Regions from separate parts of the Homo sapiens genome. Here region 2 is linked to region 1. Evidence: chromatin contacts called from ENCODE Hi-C or POLR2A ChIA-PET data. All regions are on one chromosome and are shown on one strand. The core of a region is the stretch at or near the end of the contact, and the rest is flanking DNA. Distances in the headings are between cores, read along the strand shown. Region 1 overlaps DOP1B (DOP1 leucine zipper like protein B). Region 2 holds the start of CBR1-AS1 (CBR1 antisense RNA 1).

The links. A loop is a pair of places that touch in the nucleus more often than their neighbours do. ChIA-PET counts read pairs that join two places held with the same protein, here RNA polymerase II (POLR2A). Pooled maps may share reads with other maps.
Region 2: a loop to region 1 is called in a pooled map, with 2.3 times the contacts of the local background. The contact joins the promoter of CBR1-AS1 here to the enhancer-like site in region 1. A Hi-C loop is called at or near these places in 1 of 168 maps with a recorded cell type or tissue (Right ventricle myocardium inferior) and 6 of 50 pooled maps. POLR2A ChIA-PET finds 5 or more read pairs at or near these places in 7 of 52 experiments (A673, B cell, WTC11 and 3 more).

Annotation. Positions count from the first base shown.
Region 1 is chr21:36,253,179-36,257,752 of GRCh38, reverse strand. It overlaps DOP1B (DOP1 leucine zipper like protein B), which reads right to left. Exons shown (of 37, transcript NM_001320714.2): 23 at 3,844-3,981. Among named protein-coding and RNA genes, the nearest start is that of MORC3, 65 kb to the left of the region's middle. RefSeq lists enhancers at 1,783-1,832, 3,603-3,702. Within about 2 kb of position 2,637, at least 3 of the 41 ENCODE cell types and tissues checked have a DNase peak (open chromatin) inside an H3K27ac peak, as active enhancers do; they include B cell, where a contact is called at or near this core.
Region 2 is chr21:36,124,426-36,128,999 of GRCh38, reverse strand. CBR1-AS1 (CBR1 antisense RNA 1) reads left to right here and starts at 2,360. Exons shown (of 4, transcript NR_040084.1): 1 at 2,360-2,513.

The sequences.
Region 1 (4,574 bases), core at 1,388-3,887:
TCTACCTACCTACCTACATCTATCTACCTACCTACCTACCTACATCCATCTCTCTACCTACCTACCTACATCTACCTACCTACCTACATCTATCTATTTACCTAACTACTTCTATCTATCTATCTATCTATCTATCTATCTATCTATCTATCTATCATCTATCTACGTATCAACCTATGTTTTTACGTGTTTGTCTGCAGTTCTTGGTTCATAACTCCTGCCCTCCTTTGACCTGCCCCAAGGCAGGACTCTAATCTGACTACGGTTCATAAGACCCTCATTCTGGAGAGGGTCCTGTCCCACACCCTGGAGGAAGCAGTGCTGTGCAGACAGGCCAAGAAGAATCTGAACAGGCAGGCCCTGCTAGGTTTCCCCAGTCACTGTATTAAGTATTAGATCACACTCTTTTTGTCCAATCACACTTCGACACGGTTGTCCATGCTTTAGTCATACCCATCCAATGAAGTTTCCATAAAAGGCCCAAGAGGACTGGGTTTGGTGAGCTTCCAGAGAGCAGAGCACATGAAGGTTCTGTGCCCACGGAGGGCACAGGAGCTCTGCACCTCTTCCCCCATACCTTGCCCTACGCATCCCTTCATTTGTATCCTCAGTAGTAGCCTTTATAATAAACCAGTAAACGTGTTTCTGGAGTTCTGGGAGCTGCTCTGACAAATTAACTGAACCCAAAGAGGGGGTTCGTGGGAATCCCAACTTGAAGCTAGTCAGTCAGAAGTTCCAGAGGCCCAGACTTGTGACTGGTGTCTGAAGTGAAGGGTGCTCTTGGGGACTGAGCCCTCACCCTGTGGGATCTGACACTATCTCCAAGCAGATAGAGTAGGAATTGAATTGGAGGACACCCAACTGGTGTCCACTGCGGAATCAATTGCTTGCTTGCTGGTGGGGAGAACTCCCCGCATATTTGGGGTAAGAGAAGTCTTCTGTGTTGATTGTTATGTTGTTGAGTGAGGACACAGTTGTTTTTTTTTTTCCAGATATAGAACTGTGTTAGTCCTCTTGTGACTGGCTTATTTCATTCAACTTAATGTCTTCAAGGTTCATCCATGTTGAGGATCTGACATCCATGTTGTGTAGCACGTGTCAGAATTTCATTCCTCTCGAGGCTGAGTACTAACGCGCTGCACGCACAGATCTCACTTTGTTATCCGCACACCCACTGAGACACACAGGGATTGCGTCCACCTTTTGGCTGCTGTGAATAATGCTGCTATGAACATCGGTACACAAACACCTGTTCAAGTATAGCTATATTTTTTAATAATCACTTTTTCCATTGCACGAATTTTCTTTTTTTTGGACAGGGTCTCACTCTGTCACCCAGGCTGGAGTGCAGTGGCTCAATCATAGCTCACTGCAACCTCGAACTCCTGTGCTCAACTGATCCTCCTGTCTCAGCCTCCCAAGTGGCTGGGACTACAGGTGTGCACTACCACACCCAGCTAATTTTTAAATTTACTGTAGAGATGATGTCTCCCTACATTGCCCAGGCTGGTCTCGAACTCCTGGACTAAAGTGCTAGGACTACAGGCATGAGCCACCATGCCCGGCCCCCCTAATTTTCATTTAGATTATTCTTAAATTTTTGCTAACTGTATGATTTTAAACTGTTCGACAGAAGGCAATTATTTCAAGATTGAAATAAATCCCTGGTTTTTATTAAATTAGTTAATTAAGAGCAAAACAGCTCTGCTGCTTTCAATGATGAAGACTGCTTTGGTAAAAACAGAAATAGAAGACTCTAAGGGAATGCAAATATTAAACCACACAGCTTGCCCTGTTTTAAATCCACCGTGTATAATTGAAGAAGCTCTCTAGACAACATGGGCCCTCCAGGCTGCTGTAATGAAATTGAGCAGAAAAATTACAAGGAACTTCTCGGTTCAATGACATCACCCTGAAGGTTTCTGTTTCACAGCAGCCAGATGAAATCTCCTCTTTCTCAGAGTGTCTATCATTAGTTATGTTCTCTGACATTTATTTTCTACCTTTATAAAAAATTATGCAGCCAGGCATGGTGGCTCTCGCCCGTAATCCCAGCACTTTGGGAGGCCGAGGCAGGAGGATTGCTTGAGCCTAGGAGTTCCAGACCAGCCTGGGCAATGTGGCAAACCCCGTCACTACAAAAAATATAAAAATTAGCCAGGTGTGGTGGTGTGCATGTGTGGTCTCAGCTATTTGGGAAGATCATTTGAGCCTGGGGAGGTCGAGGCTATGGTGAGCTGTGATTGTGCCACTGCACTGCAGCCTGGGTGACAGTGAGATCCTGTCTTAAAAAAAAAAAAGTTTTAAAAAAAATTATGCAAATTTTGGCCGGGCACGGTGGCTCACGCCTGTAATCCCAGGACTTCGGGAGGCCAAGGCAAGTGGAGTTCAAGACCAGTCTGGCCAACATAGCAAAATCCCGTCTCTACTAAAAGAAAAAAAAAAATACAAAAATTAGCCGGGCTTGGTGGTGCGCACCTGTAATCCCAGCTACTCAGGAAGCTGAGACACAAGAATCACTTGAACCCCAGGGGCGGGGTTGCAGTGGGCTGAGATTGCACCACTGTACTCCAGCCTGGGCGACAAAGTGAGACTTCATCTCGAAAAAACTAAACAAAACAAAACAAAACCAAAAGTTAGCCAGGAGTGATAGCATGCACCTGTACTCCCAGCTACCCAGGAGGCTGAGGCACAAGAATCACTTGAGCCCAGGAGGTGGAGGTTGCAATGAGCTGAGATCGCACCACTGCACTCCAGCCTGGGTGACAGAGTGAAACTGTGTCTCAAAAAAAAAAAAAAAAAAAAGTTACACAAATTTTAATTTGCCCTTGACAAAGACTCTCTCCTTGAGCTGATTCTAGCTAGGCTCCTCTGAGCCCTCTGCTTGACAAATGATTCTGTCCACCCCCACAGCCCCAAACAACACTAGCATGGATCCCTAGGATGGGGACACCAGTCCTCTTCAAACACTTGTCCGAGAAAGCTCAAGGTTGCCAAATAATTTACTGTTTGTTCCTGCGAGACCCCTGACCTCCCTTTCTTAGAGCATTTTCTTTTAAGTTTACAATGATAAATACTTTCTCTGTCCCTTTGAGATGTGTATGTGTCTCCCACAACCTAGGAATGTGTTTCTCAAGGACCTGGGAGCCATCCCTTTGAAACAGAATCATCAAGAAAGACAGAGTCTCGATCTCCCAGCCTCTGTGGGAGGGTAGGAGCCTCATTTGGATAAGCCCCAGTTAGCAAACCCAGATGGCCTAATCACATCTATGGACTGAGCAGCCTCCCCACCTGCTCTTTTGTAATTTTCTACTTCTCCAACTCTCCTTAAACTTCCTGCTCCTTCCCCCTCCCTCCTCCCTCATCCTTTCCCAGTCATCTCCACACAAATCTAAACTGAACCCAACACTTTCCCTTACCGCAGTGGTTATTGAATCACATCTGTCTTTACCATCTTTCACTAGAGTCTGGTTTTGTTTATCTTTGGCATCTTTATGGCTGCGAGCTCCTTGAGGCAGGTGCCATTTCCTCTTTCTAAAGATTTTATTCCACTTGGTGCCCAGAAGGCGCTAACCCATGTACCAGGCAGTGTCCTCAGCAGCAGGGTACAAGGAATGAGAGCCCCTGACCTCAGGCAGTTCCCAACTTAAAAAAGAAGCACCAGATCTTCATAGGTCTCCCCCAAAGCACAGCAAACAGCACCTCCACTTCACTACCCCAAGCATTCCCACTAGCTCTTGTTACCTATCCTTCCCTCCCAAACACGATTTATAAGGAAGTAGAGTTATGACAAATGCCACCCACTAATCTGCAGAAGCCCAGAGGCTTCCCCAGGCTCCTCACCTCATCACCCCCTTTGACTTGGGGTGGCCTCTTCACCACCTCCTTCACCAGGTGCAGCAGCGTGTCAGTCTGCAGGGTGCTGAGTGCACACACCAAGTCGACAAGGGTTAGCTGGGATGCACTTGCCGTTGGGATAATCTGCCAAGAAAAAAAAAAGTTCCTTGAAAGCTTATAGAGAGAAAGTAAAAATAAGGATGACACATCCTTATTGTATTCTACAGTAGTCGTCCCTGGAGAAATCAATCTGTTTTCATCTCTTTTTTTTTTTTTTTGAAACACGGTCTCACTCTGTCACCCAGGCTGGAGTGCAGTGGTGCGATCTTGGCCACCACCACGCCCAGCTAAGTTTTGTATTTTTAGTAGAGATGAGGTTTCGCCATGTTGGCTAGGCTGGTCTCAAACTCCCGACCTCAGGTGATCTGCCCGCCTCGGTCTTCCAAAGTGCTGGGATTACAGGCATGAGCCGCCACCGCGCCCGGCCTGTTTTAATCTCTTAAACAAACATTTCCTATTGAACTAGGTAAAGGCTCCACCCAGGGGAACAACATAATTTGATACAAATTAGGAATAAAAGGTGCAGGCCATGATGGGGCTGTAATAGTGGTATGTTTGAATTTAGTAGAAAGCATTTTAGAAACAAATATACTAAATTTGAAGGAAACAAGAGATGGAATCAAAAATACGAAGACAGGAAGTAAAAACAGATAAACCAGGCTCCCATTTGCTAGCCT
Region 2 (4,574 bases), core at 1,111-3,610, 130 kb after region 1:
GAACCTGGGAGGCAGAGCTTGCAGTGAGCTGAGATCAGGCCACTGCATTCCAGCCTGGGTGACAGAGACAGAGTGAGACTCTGTCTCAAAAACAAAAAAACAAAACAAAACAAAACAAAAAAAAACCAGGTGTGGTGGCGTCCATCTGTAGTCTCAGCTACTCAGGAGGCTGAGGCAGGAGAATTGCTTGAACCCAGGGGGTGGAGGTTGCAGTGAGCCAAGATCACACCACAGCACTGGAGCCTGGCAATAGAGTGAGACTTTGTCTCAAAAAAAAAAAAAAGAAAAAGAAAGAAAGAAAGAAAGAAATGGCTCCGGTTATTGCCGTCGACAGAATAATGCCCCTCCCCCAAGAGGTCTGCATTAGAATCTGCAGAGCCTGTGAATTTGCTTTCCTTCACAAGAGGGACTTTGCAGAAGTGATTACGGATCTTGATGTGGGGAGATTAGCCTGGGTTACCAAGGTGGGTCCAGTGTAGACCCAAGGGTCTTTATGAGAGGGAGGCAGAAGGGTCCAAGACGAAGATGTGGTAGAAGCAGAGGTCAGGAGAGATTTGGAGATGGAGGAAGGGCATGTGCCAAGGAACACAGACAGCCTCCAGAAGTTGACAGGACAGCAGAGGGGTTCCTCCCTCAGGGATTCTGGAAGGAGCACGGCTCTGATACCTTGACTTTAGGACTTCTAACCTCCAGAATGATAAGATCATAAACATGTGTTATCTCACGCCCCTCAGTTTGTGGTAATTTGTTTTAGTGGCCATAGAAAGGACTGCAGTTACAGGAAGATTCCTACCTTCTGTCCTGGCTGAGAGGAAACACCTTTCTCTTGTACTTAGTACAGCATTGCGCAAATAATTGGAATTGTGAGCAGATTTTTTAAGAAAAAGACTGGGCCGGGCTCAGTGGCTCGTGCCTGTAATCCCAACAGGCTGAGGAGGGTGGATCACAAGGTCAAGAGATTGAGAACAATCTGGCCAACATGCTGAAACCTCATCTCTACTACAAATACAAAAATCAGCTGGGTGTGGTGGTGCGTGCCTGTAGTCCCAGCTACTCAGGGAGGCTGAGGCAGAAGAATTGCTTGAACTCGGGAGGCGGAGGTTGCAGTGAGCCGAGATTGTGCCACTGCACTCCAGCCTGGCAAAATACTGGTGGCCAGGCATGGTGGCTCATGCCTGTAATTCTAGCACTTTGGGAGGCTGAGGTAGGTGGGTAGCTTGAGTCCAGCCTGGGCAACATAGTGAAACCCTGTCTCTACCAAAAATACAAAAATTAGCTGGGTGTGGTGGTGTGTGCGGTAGTTCCAGCTGGGAGGATTGGGTGAGCCCGGGAGGTGGAGGTTGTGGCGAGCCGAGATGGCGCCATTGCATTCCAGCGTGGGCAACAAGAGCAAAACTCTGTCTCAAAAAAAAAAAAAAAAAAAAAGTTGTGGGTTCTGGTGGTTTACTGCTGTGATTCTGTTTAGATTGGCTTTGCTATCACTTAATGCCATTGTCCCTTTGTGTTTACCAAATCACTGGGTAAGAACCCAAACCTTTGCCAGTAACATGGCATTCTTCCAGGGTTCTTCTCCTTCCAAAGTCCTTTTGTGGTCTGAAGGACTGAATGTCCACAGCCGTTCCCTCATCTGCATCCAGCGACTGTCTGAGCACCTGTTAGGTACCAGTCATGCTCAGGAGTGAACAGAGGCCTGGGAAGGGCAGGAGTGGAGCTCCCTGCCTTCATGGCTCCTTATTGTAGCTCCTACTTACTCACTGTGTGATCGTGGGCAAGGTTCCCAATCTCTCAGTGTCTCAGTTTGCTCATCTGTACAATGGGAATAGTTTTAGTGCCTAGCTCTTACGATTGCTGTAAGGAGTACAGCATGAATGTTTAATATTATAAAAGTGCTTAGAGCAGTACTGACAAACGGTAATACATAAATGTTTGCTGTTCTTACATTTTTTCAGCAAAGGCAGGCAGACACCATCTAAAACCATACATTCATGTCTTTACAGCCATTGATTGGTGTTCTCCTGGGTAACAGGCACAGTCATGACTACCATTATTTGCTAGAGGCAGATAATGTGGGCAGAGGTGGGAGGTGAGGGGAACCTGTCTACAGCTTCGCCTTAAAGAAAGCGCTCTTGACTCCCATCGCGTTCTAAGAAAGTCTGGGTTGCAGAAGGCAAGCTTGGGCAGGAATGGGGCCCATTGTTTTTCTGGAAGCAAGATTAAGGTCAGGTTCTGAGTCAAATGAAGAGGTCAGCAAACAGCTTGGTAACTCCCCACCTCCTCTTCTCTATGCCTAGTTCTTCACTGCCTGCCCTTCCCAGGGGTGGGTCACAAAGTGGCTTAGGGTCAGGACAGTGAGGCTGTTGAGTGCCATGGGGGGTGTCAGGGAGAAGACAATTCCTACAATGCCACCTCATGTAGCTGAAACCTCGCCTTCCTCTCCTAAGTGTTCTGTGCCTGAGTGCTGGGGTCAGGATTATGCATGGTCCCAACAGGGCTTGACCAGGCAGGACAAGCAGGTGTGTGATTTGTATGCTTGAGGTCACCATGGTGGCTGTCCCTTTGCTACCCTGGAATTGGTTTCTGGTCTCTATATTCAGAGTGACTCAGGGAAAAGCATACTGCTTATTGTAAACACTGCTGACTTGGAAGAAGAGATTCTCCTTGCAAATGTGGTAGGAACCAGTTTAAGTGTGATGTCTGGAAGGCTGGGCTCTGTGCCTGAAAGGAAATCTGCCACACCCTTGCTAAACTGGACAGAGAAGGGGCCATGGCAGGCTGGTGAAGCACCTGTGCTGGGAAATGTGGGTCCGAAGGCCCCAGTCCTCTCCTTGGGAGCTGGATCAGGGTTTATTTTAAAGCCCATTCTTACCTCTTAGCTTGGCAAAGTATTGCCAAGCCTGGGGAAAACCAGCCATTCATGTATATTTCTGGCGAGTGTAATGTACCTCCTCTTTGGAGGGCAATTTGGCTGTTGTCTATTGAAATTAAAAATATGCGTCTCTTCCTGGAAAGGGAATTGTTGGGGGAATTTATCCTACAGATACCCTCCCGTGTGTGTAATGATAGCCGGACCAGGATGTTCTTTAAAAGTGGTTCTCAGCCAGTTTGTTACAAAGGTCATGAATTATTCAGCAAGATGATAATGGTTTTATGTTTTTAAAAATGATAAATTGTAGCCTGTTGATCATCGTTAAAAATATTTGAATGCTATTTGTATGGCTTTCTCTGTGAACTTCAGTGATTATTTTGGACAGTTTGTGTTTGTAGAACTTGCTGCCAGACAGTGCCCCTTGTGGTTGAGTGGCTGCACTACATGGCATATGTATCAGTTTCCTGCGGTCACCATAACTAAACACCAAATACAGGTGCAGAGCTTCATTCTCTCATAGTTCTGGAAGCCAGAAGTCCGAGATCAAAATGTTGTCAGGACCATGCTCTCTCTCCAAGCGCTGGGAAAGAATCCTTCCCTGCCTCTTCCACTTGCTGGTGGTTGCTAGCAATCTTTGGCATTCCTTGTCTTGGGGCAGCATCACACCAATGTCTGCCTCTGTCTTCATATGGCTGCTGTCTCTGCTGAGCATCTGTGTATGTCTTCTCCTCTCCTGTTCCTTTTTTTTTTAATTTTTTTTCCTGAGACAGTCTCACTCTGTCGCCTAGGCTGGAGTGCAGTGGCATGATCTTGGCTCACTGCAACCTCCGTCTCCTGTGTTCAAGCGATTCTCAAGCCTCAGCCTCCCGAGTAGCCAGGATTACAGGCGCCTGCCACTACACCTAGCTAATTTGTGTATTTTTAGTAGAGACACGGTTTCACCATGTTGGCCAGGCTGGTCTCGAACTCCTGACCTCAAGTGATCCACCCGCCTCAGCCTCCCAAAGTGCTGGGATTACAGGCATAAGCCACCATGCCTGACCCTTCTCCTCTTCTTATAAGGACATTAGTCTTCCAGCATAATCTCATCTTAACTAATTACATCTGTAAAGACCCTATTACCAAAAGGGCACATTCTGAGATGGCAGGTGGACATGAATTTTGAGGGGACACTGCAGAACTAACCCACTATAGAATCTTTCTTTAATGTTTCTATTGATCCCTTTCAACTGGTCTAATATATTATTTAGCCTGAATTTTTTTTTTCTTTTTTGAGACAGTGTCTTGCTCTGTTGCCCAGGATGGAATGCAGTGGCATGATAATGGCTCACTGCAGCCTTGACCTCCCAGGCTCAAGCGATCCTTTGTAGCTGAGACTACAGGTCTGTGCCACCATGCCTGGACAATTTTTTATTTTTATATATGTTTTTAAGAGGTGGGGTCTTGCTATGTTGCCCAAGGTGGTCTTGAACTCCTGGGCTAGAGCAATCCTCCTACCTTGGCCTCCTAAAGTCCTGGAATTACAGGCATGAGCCCTTGCATCTGGATAGCCTGACTTGTTTATCATAAATTCTTTTTTGAGATGGAGTCTTGCTCTGTTGCCCAGGCTGGAGTACAGTGGCACGATCTCAGCTCACTGCAACCTCTGCTTCCTGAATTGCAGAAGAATTCTGCAATTCTCCTGTCTTAGCCTCCTGAGTAGCTAAGA